Regions from separate parts of the Homo sapiens genome. Here region 1 is linked to region 2. Evidence: read pairs that join two places in POLR2A ChIA-PET (ENCODE). Cell type or tissue: GM12878. All regions are shown on one strand.

What was found. ChIA-PET counts read pairs that join two places held together with the same protein. Peaks named below come from ENCODE experiments on the same cell type or tissue, not always from the same donor. Only the 100,000 strongest peaks of a DNase experiment are listed, where the experiment ranks them.
Region 1: POLR2A ChIA-PET joins it to region 2 with 7 read pairs; 3 of 35 experiments call an interaction of 5 or more read pairs at or near these places.

The regions. Positions count from the first base shown.
Region 1 is chr14:55,339,957-55,344,956 of GRCh38, reverse strand. All of the region lies in intron 1 of FBXO34 (F-box protein 34), which reads right to left. Among named protein-coding and RNA genes, the nearest start is that of ATG14, 69 kb to the left of the region's middle. In GM12878, no CTCF peak of the experiment used is centred here; a DNase peak (open chromatin) is centred at 4,994; H3K27ac peaks cover 224 bases.
Region 2 is chr14:55,178,605-55,183,604 of GRCh38, reverse strand. It overlaps DLGAP5 (DLG associated protein 5), which reads left to right. Exons shown (of 19, transcript NM_014750.5): 3 at 1-45; 4 at 1,173-1,235; 5 at 2,308-2,392; 6 at 2,827-2,949; 7 at 3,906-3,976. Among named protein-coding and RNA genes, the nearest start is that of DLGAP5, 10 kb to the left of the region's middle. In GM12878, no CTCF peak of the experiment used is centred here; a DNase peak (open chromatin) is centred at 2,944; H3K4me3 peaks cover 372 bases; H3K27ac peaks cover 2,843 bases.

The DNA.
Region 1 (5,000 bases), 160 kb before region 2:
TGAGTAAAACATCGTTGCTGCCCTTGAGACAGAAAAGCAAACAGACAATTACAACAAATGTTATACGTGTCAGAAGGATAGCACAGGGTGCTGTGAGAGCCCATGGGGAGAGCAAACTAACACAGGAACAGAAAACCAAACACCGCATGTTCTCACTGTGGGAGTTGAACAATGAGAACACATGGATACAGGGAGGGGAACATCACACACTGGGGATGTTGGTGGGTGGTGGGGGTGGAGGACAAGGGGAGGGAGAGCATTAGGACAAATACCTAATGCATGCAGGGCTTAAAACCTAGATGACAGGTTGATAGATGCAGCAAACCACCATGGCACGTGTATACCTGTGTAACAAACCTGCAAATTCTGCACATGTATCCCAGAACTTAAAGTAAAAAAAAAAAAAAAAATACACATACACAAAAATTAACATTGGGCTTGAGTGCCTACAAGACAGAGATATCCAGGAGGCGAAATGACTCAGGTCTGGTCAAGAGAAACAGGAGGAAAGGAAGAAGACAGTTGTCACAGAAACATTTCAATGAGGAGAAAGTTTTCTGGATAGAGATAACAACTCTTTTTCCAAAATTTTTCACAATGACCATGTATTACTTTCATAATCAGGAAAAAAAAAAAGTCTGTAAAAGGAAGGCACAGTCAGCAGCAAGGTCAAATAAAGAATTGTGCCCACTTGGTGATAAAGACCCCTGGTGACCCTGCTGTGAGGAAGTACAGTGGACAAGAAGTCAAAAGTTCATGATGGAGGGGTGACTAGAAGGTGAGAGGGTGAGCACCAACTACAGCGACTCTCTCACTAAGCTTGGCTATGAAGGACAGTCTCAACATACCTGTCAGCTTAAATCCTTTCCAGGTCTATGGGGAGATAGAATAGTGAACCAGGTATAATTTGAGCAACTTTATTCCAGTAAAGGCCCAAATCCTGCATTCAATAATTCCAGTATTCCTTTTAGACTCTAAGTTCAGCTTAAAAAAGTAAAGAAAAGAAAACTCTCACCTAAAGACAGTATACACTCCCCAAAATGAAGCCATAAAAGACAACTAAACTTTCCTTTTTAAAAAATGTACTTGGATAAATCCTAACACCTAAAGAGTCATACTAACTCTTGTCCACAGAGGGGTAAACCTGATGAAGAATCGAATGACAATACGTGGTCAGAAAAGGAGAAAGGACGATATTTCTCTTAGTGCTAATAGGAAGCCACAATATCAAAGGCAGATGCCAGTTTTCTAACTTGCTAGTCTTCAGCCTTGCTTATCAAAACAAGTTAGAAGATACGACAGTTCATGTTTCTTTCTGCTTCAGTAAAGGCACAGGAATGCTAATTCCAAAAAGGAGTCACTTATTAGCATAAGAGCCACTCTTTATTTATAAAAATCGGAGGAATAATGGCTGGGGGCATGGCTCACGCTAGTAATCCCAGCACTTTGGGAGGCCGAGGCAGGCAGATCACGAGGTCAGGAGTTCGAGACCAGCCTGGCCAACATGATGAAACACCATCTCTACTAAAAATATAAAAATTAGCCGGGTGTGGTGGCATGCGCCTGTAATCCCAGCTACTCAGGAGGCTAAGGCAGGAGAATTGCTGAATGCGGGAGGCAGAGGTTGCAGTGAGCTGAGGCCACGTCACTGCACTCTAGTTCTGGGCGACAGAGCAAGACTCCGTCTTGGGAGACCAAAAAAAAAAAAAAAAAAATCGGAGGAATAAAAATAGAATAGTATACAAAGGCCCCTTCTCATTATATAATACCTTTAGAGAGGAAAAAAGTATACAGTAAGAAAATTCATCATTTGTGTCTTAAAAACTGTAAAAGCTTCCAGAGACCATCTTATGACAGCCTTCTTCACTGGACCATTGTACAAATGATTAGCAACTTCAGCAAAGTGCTGCAGATATATATAATGAAATCCTTGTTTTTACAAATGAGGAAGCACAAATAAAGTGACTTCTGAAGCCCCACAGCTAGACAGTGGTAAAATTAAGATTAGAATTAGATAGGAAATACAGTCTCCTGGATCTATACTTTCCCCACTATGAAGGATGATATATCGAAAACCTACGATAAATTATGACGCAAATAAAATTAAATAATTCTGACAGCATCTATTCCAAGAGCTTTTATCTTTCAAACTAGGTCAGTTTTTAATAAGTGCCACATAAAACTACTACACAGAGCTGTGATGCATTATGGCAGACAGATCACATAAACCATACTAATCTAAAAGCATATAAAAGGCTGTTTCAATGGCTATTAAATTGGAAAAAATGCCAAGACCAGGAGGGTGTGAATATAGGCAGAGGCACAAGAAAAGACTTCCCCCTCCATGTCTCTAAGCACTGACAGAAAAAATGCATCCAACTCCCACAGCATGCCTTTTTTAAAAAAGGAAAAAAGGGAGAAAAAATAACCCTATCGGTCAGAAAATGCAGTATTTCTCAAATTAACTTTCAAAATATTGGGGGATGACTTTTTCGGGGAGGCAGTCCACTCCCTTTTATTTTTAGGGAATATTCTCTAAAATCAATTCATGTAACTTCTTAATTTTGCCTTATGAGGACTGGGTGGTTAGGGTTAGTGGCGAACGACAGAAAAGTCCTTTATTGTCTGTTAATGGATACTGAGTAATAGAATGGCCTTTGGAAACACATGTATGGTTTTCAAAAACTGCTCACGGCTTCCATCTTAGAATTCACAATGGGATTTAAATACAGCACCTACCTGCTTCAAAGTTATCTATAATATTGACCAAATGAAGCTAACTTCCAGAAGGTAGAGAAAGGTCTATGATAAGTTTGATGGGACAACAAAGTATCCAGAACATATTAAAAAGGAATATTGACAAGTTGGGAATGACAGCCACTACACTTTGGTTTTCTTTTGTGCTCGCAATAAATGCAACACCTAATAGTTTGACAGTATTACAAAATAGTGAATTAGTAATATTATGCAAATTTACACAGTTCCCCAGCCCACTTTTGTTGGAGTAGGGAGGGAAGAGAAGGGCCTGGAGGAAAGAACTTCTGCTTAAGCTGTTGTGAATTATTAAATAACACTTCAGGATAGAGACAAAATAAAGCATTCCATTTTGTTAAACTTAATGATGTTTAAGTTAATCCGTAGTCATTTCCTATTGCTCCTATGACATAATGCCAAACACCCACAAAACTCCAGCATATCACATTTACTGCTAAGCAGGCAAATGAAAAGCCTACCAGTGGTAAATGCCACTAGAATGAACAACAAAATGCAGATGAAACCTCATAAAAAGTTAAAGTCCAAAAAAATTAATACATTTTGAAAAATACATTGAGCATTACCAGGAAAATTTAATTTCCAAGGATTTTCAGATATTCGGAGTTCCTATTAACAACTCTCTTGCATATTTTACCTATTCTAATATTTTTTACAGAAACTGAAGGAAAATAAAACTCCTATCCCTTTGCATAGCAAACCACTACTTCCTTGAGTGGGCTGATGCTTGCTTTTACTTTGAAACCAATCATTTTTCCATATGACAAAGATCCTTTGCTTGGCCAAACTTGAGTAAGGATTCTAAACTTTCTTCTAGGCCCATCTGTGCACTTTCTCACAAAATCCAGTTTTAGCAAAAGACCCCCTCCCATCTTCAATATCTGATCAGGTTCTTCATTTTCCACCATCCCCCAGGTGATGTCTGATCACCCTGGCTTGTCTTCAGCAAGAATCCTGTTAGATGGGTTTAGCCAGAATCCCCCTTACTCCAAATGTTTCCTCTTAGTAGTTTACCTTCAACTGACCCCTATCCTGCTCCTTGCCCATGATGTATTTGGAGTTGAGCCCAACCTCTTTCCTTTGCTGCAAGACCCCGCTGCAGTGATCCCTATACTTATCGCGATGGTCCTGAATAGTCTTTTTTGCCCACCTTTAACAAGTATCAGTTTTTTCTTTAACATGTATTTTTATGTAAACATAAATTTTTTAAAAATATTTTTAAGGCAATAGCAATTTCTGACATCACTTGCAGTACTTTCAAAGAGTTGATCAGTGCTTTAATATGTGCCCTATTTGACCAAAATGTAACTCAAACAAAAGGCTCTCTCTTAAGGGATAATATTCAAGATTCCAAGGCTAGCCTTGAATCCAGTTCAAAAATCCATTATGTGTCAAATAACATTTGATATGAAAAATAAGAGTACAGCTACTAATTCTAGAGTATAAATGCAACCTGACACCGCACACATCTGCCACCACACACACAAATCCCTGGCTGGACAATGATCTTAGGCCAAGTACCTAACACATGCCACCTGGGCACAGGCTGGCCCATTAACACAGTTATACGTAACTGAATTTTAAAATGGCTTGACCCCAGGGAAAGAAAAAAAGAGGCTAAAATAAAAATTACGAGCCAGCCAGGCATGGTGGCTCACATGTGTAATCCCAGCACTTTGGGATACCAAGGCAGGAGGATCACTTGAGCACAAAAGTTCGAGATCAGACTGAGCAATACAGGGAGGTTCCCTATGTACCACCCCCATTCAAAAAAAAAAAAAAAGCCAAGCATGATGGCCTGTATTTGTAGTCCTATTTGGGAGGTGACCATGGGATTGCCTGAGCCCAGGAGTTAGAGGTTGCAGTGAGCTATGATCATGCCACTGCACTCCAGCTAGGGCGAAACAGAGAGACCTGGTCTCAAAAGCAAGCAAACGTTGGTAAAAATTCAGGATAACAAGTATTAGTGCACCAAGCAAAAGAGTTTGCTTGCAAGCCAGGCACAGTGGCACACCCCCGTACTCCCAGCAACTTGGGAGGCTGAGGTGGAAGGGTAGCTACAAGCCCAGTTGTTTGAGTCCAGCCTGAGCAACACAGCAAGACCTGGTCTCTAAAAATAATAGTTTGCTTATAGCATCAATGTAGACAAAAGACTTGGCAAGTTAAGACTTCTGTCAGCAATACTGAGTGGGAGTGAAGGGGGTGGGGAATTACTTCAGAAATAGGCC
Region 2 (5,000 bases):
TTTCTTTTATCAAACCAGAATGCTGTGAAAGCTGAGCCAAAAAAGGTAAATTTAGTGTCTTAATATAAAGGAATAGTTTCTTTTATTTGGTATTTTCTTCAAGACATTAAGTGACTAACCCCTTTCCCTTAGTCTCATTATTAACTGGTTGGTAGAAGGTGGGAATGACATAATAGTAGCTCAGAAGAATGAAAATCAGGTCTCTTAAGATAGCTGTAGGTAAGTTGAGATAGGATAAAACTAGGAAAATTGGTAGAATCAGGCTGAACAATGTTATGCAAAGGATTTGGTGTTTATCCTGTAGGTTTTGCAGAATCAGGAGAAGTTTATAAATAAGGGTAGTGCCGTTGTCAAATTAATAATTCAGGAAAATACCATAGCCCTAAAGATTTTAGTCTGGAAAGGGAAGCATTTATAGATAGGGAGACCAATTGTGAGACTATTGTAATAGAATAGATGGAAAGGGGCAGTGGGTTTTAAAAGGAAAAAATAGGTGTAAGACATCTAAATAAAGGCATTTGACAGGACTGGTGGCCAAGTAGATGGTGAGGGGTAAAGGAAATTGAAAAAGCAGAGAGAAGCTCTGCTGCTAAAAGAGATAAGGAAGATAAGGAACAAGCTTAAGTGGGTGCATGTTAATAACCTTTTTAAAAATCTTAAACTTGTGTGGGCCACCTAGATATTAGTAAAAATTTGGAAAGAAGGATGGAAATTGGTGCTAAGATGTCGATTTAGGATATAATATTGGGAATATGGATGAGTGTTTAAGCTGTAGGACTAAATGAGACCATTCCAATAAGGATATATAAAATTATGAAAAAGTGGGCTCTAGAGAGCACTTTTAGGTAGGCAGAAGCCAGGTACCAGGCTGAGGACTGGTCAGAGAGGCAGGAGAACTAAGAGAGGATAGAAGCTCATATTAATGATGATTCCAATACCTGGAAAATACGGTTTGAAATTTCTTTCTCACTGAGAAATGTGAGTAATTTTTGAAGTTACTAACTTAATTTAAATCAAGCTAGAACCAGAAAAAGGAATTTAAGTATCTTTTTGCTATAAGAGATTAAGGATAAAATTTAACTTTAAAATGGGAACTTTATTTTGTAATAAGATATGGAAGTAAACCTTTACCAGTTCATATTTTAAGTTCATCTTCTTTTGACTGTTCTAAGGCTATTCCATCTTCTGTACGGATTACAAGGTCAAAGGCCAAAGACCAAATGGAGCAGACTAAGGTATAGTTGATAGTAGATAATTGTTACTAAAATGATAAATTGCACTTTTTTAGTAAGTAAATTCATTTTAAATCTAGTATCAGATTCAAACATAATGATTAATTTACTAGAGTTAACAGGTACCAAAGTCACTGTTTTTAGTATGGTGATGTAGAGCAATTTCACTTAAAATATTTGCTCCAACATTCCGTATGAGATCCATGGCAAACTGTCTTTGTGTCACACTCTTGTTTTGTTTAGTGGGCTCCTATTATGCATTCCAAGTTACCTGCATGAAATGCATATGGGGAGGAAAGCACACAGGGTAGGTGTTATAAACTTACGGGTCTTCAAAATACTGTAATAGAGATATCAGGAGGGTTACTAAAACAAAGTGAAGTGGGCAAGAAGGGAAATAATATGCCTCTTTATCAGGTGAGGAAGCTAAGTTCCACGTATGCATATATATTTTGCATTGCTATGATGTTCCTGGTGTTGTAGGCTTTTGGATATAATAAACTAAATTCTCTTTGTGGAACTTACATGTAAGGCATTTAAAAAAATACATAATATGCCAGAAGATGATAAGTATTATGGAAGAGATTTTAAAAAGGGGAGATGGGGTGTACTAGAAATAGGTATGGGGTAGAATTTTGATTGGGCAGTTAAGGAAGGCCTCCCTGAGATGAAAGCCTTTTGAGTGAAGTCATTATGGAAGTGGAGAAGAGAACCATGGGAAAGCGCTTTTTATCCAGGAGAAGTATTTTCTAGGCAAAATTAAAAGGTCTTGAAGTGAAAGTATGTCTAGGAGTGTTTAAGGACCTTCAGAAGGCAAGTTATAGTGAGCTGTTTTTAATAGCTTGGGTTATTAGCATTTTCCAAATTCTGTGATTGTGAAAAAGGATGTAAGCTTTTTTGGAAGCTTAATGGAAAGCTTTTCTTTATCTCATTTTATTTGGGGTAGTTTTTTGTTGTTGTTGTTGGGTCATTTACGATGATCAGATTTCATATGAGGAATCAATTTACAGATTAAAAATATGATGGTCTGATTCATTATGCAATTAAATCACATAGCACCTAATCTCTTAAATAGATTGATAACGAGAGTGATGTTCGAGCAATCCGACCTGGTCCAAGACAAACTTCTGAAAAGAAAGTGTCAGACAAAGAGAAAAAAGGTAGGAATATTAGCAATTACTATAAATCCTCTGAGGCTACCACAGCCATAATTTTTTTTAAGTGTCTTGAAGGTCAACTGGAATTTGTTCGTTTGTTTGTGACAGAGTCTTGCTCTGTTGCCCAGGTTGGAGTGCAGTGGCACAATCATAGCTCACTGGAGCCTCCACCTCCTGGGCTCAAGTGATCCTCCCACCTCAGCCTCCTGAGTAGCTGCAACTACAGACTTGCCACCATGCCCAGCTGATTTTTATATTTTTTGTAGAGACGGGGTCTCACTATGTTGCCTAGGCTGGTTTCGAACTCCTGGGCTGAAGTAATCCTCCTGCCTCCCAAGTAGCTGGGACTACAGGCATTGCACTACCATGCCTGGCTTCACAGCAATAATTTCATAACTACAAGGGACATTTGATGTAGTTATTTTTTTTTCCCACAGTTGTGCAGCCTGTAATGCCCACGTCGTTGAGAATGACTCGATCAGCTACTCAAGCAGCAAAGCAGGTTCCCAGAACAGTCTCATCTACCACAGCAAGAAAGCCAGTCACAAGAGCTGCTAATGGTGAGAACTATTCCTTGATCAGTGACTGAACTAGAATGTTTGGTCCTTGAGGTTTTTGTGTTCCGTTTCAAAAATCAACAAGTACTTCTTTGAGTAGGAGAGAAGGAAACAGGAAATTCTAATACCTGAAAATAGATTCTGTGCCCTGACATCTGGTTAGCACACAATGGGTGCCCAATCATTGAAGACCTTAATTAGTATAAGCAGTGTTTCAAAGTGAAAAATTAATGGTCCGAGTAAATCACAGTTCATTTATTTGGTGCAATACAACGTAGCCATTAAGAATAATATTATTAAAGAACACTTAATGACATGGTTCATGATATATTAAGTGGGCAAAGAAAAGCAGGTCAAACTCTGAACAGTAGGATCGCAGTTCTAAAAAGCATTATGGGAATATGTGGACATAGGACTGGAAAACCATACCCTGAAGTGACAGCTGAGTAATGGAATCCTGGGTGATTTGTCATTATTGTTCTTTGTAGTTTTCTGTTATTTTTCTAATTGTCTGTAATAAATATGTACAGGCTGAGCAACCCTAATCAAAACATCCAAAATTCTGAGCATTGACATGAAGTTCAAAGGTCATCCTCAAAGGAAATGCTCTTGGAGCATTTCAGATTTTAGATATTTGTATCAAGTATGCTGAACCTGTAAGTATAATGTAAATATTCCAAAATCTGGAATCTAAAATATCTCTGGTCCCAAGCATTTTGGATAAGGGATACTCAATCTGTATTTGGTATTCAGATGAAAAGGGTAAAACACTCTGGTTTTGAAAAGAGATGGTTTGTATTTGGCAGGAAATTCCATAACCCTTTTTATAATATGGCTTTTAATAAAAAAATCCTTCAAGACATATATTCCTACTGTTGCTTCTTTTCCTTTCCCAAGTTACCTAGTATTTTCATGTAGCATTTCTATCTAGTAAAATAAATATTTTATTGTTGTTTTAGAAAACGAACCAGAAGGAAAGGTGCCAAGTAAAGGAAGACCTGCCAAAAATGTAGAAACAAAACCCGACAAGGTAGAGAATAAACATCTTTTTAATTCTAGATGCTTTGAAAATCTCATTGCTACTTTCATAAAGTTGAAATTAAACATAAAGAACTGCTTCAAAAGGTTAACCTACATGTGTGTTAAAACTTCCTGAACCATAAGAAAGCATCAAGAGGATTTACTCTTGTTATTTTTCAGGTATCTTATTTTCAGAGCTTTATAGGTAGAGAAAGCATAATTTTGTTAGAAGATGGAGAAAAATAATAAAAACACAGCTGAGAGAAACCTGTATGTGGGAATTAGCCAAGACATAGGGTGAAGTGGGGTGAAATGCATTGACTTTGGATTCATTTAGGCCTGGGTTTGAATACTCTCTCTGCTTCCAATTAGTTGCATAACCCTGGGCAAGTTATGTAGTTTATGAGCTTCTTTTCTTATTCCTAACATGGAATACCTGCATAGAGTAGTTGTAAGAATTAAATAAACTAAAATTTCTGCCTGCATCTAGCATGGTTTCTAATAAGGTCTTCAAAAAAGATGCCCCATTTGAGGACCCAACCCCTTGGCCTATAATCTATGATATAGTTTATTTTCTTTTATTTTATTTTTTGAGACAGAGTCTCACTCTGTCGCCCAGGCTCGAGTGCAATGGCGCGATCTTGGCTCACTGCACCTTCCGCTCCCCGGGTTCAAGTGATTCTCCTGCCTCAGCCTCCCGAGTAGTTGGGATTACAGACGTGCACCACCACGCCCATCTGATTTTTGTATTTTTAGTAGAGACGAGGTTTCACCATGTTGGCCAGGCTGGTCTTGAACTCCCGACCTCAGGTGATCCACCTACTTCGGCCTCCCAAAGTGCTGGGATTACAGGCGTGAGCCACCACGCCTGGCCAGTATAATTTCTTAATTTAAAAAAAGTACCAAAGATTAAGTAACCTGGCTAGATTCTTAGTAAAAAATCAAACACAGATCAAGAAAGGAAACACACAGTGAATCTTCACAGATAAAGCAGCTGGACCTTATAGGTCCCCCCTTAAGATTAACCCTTAAGG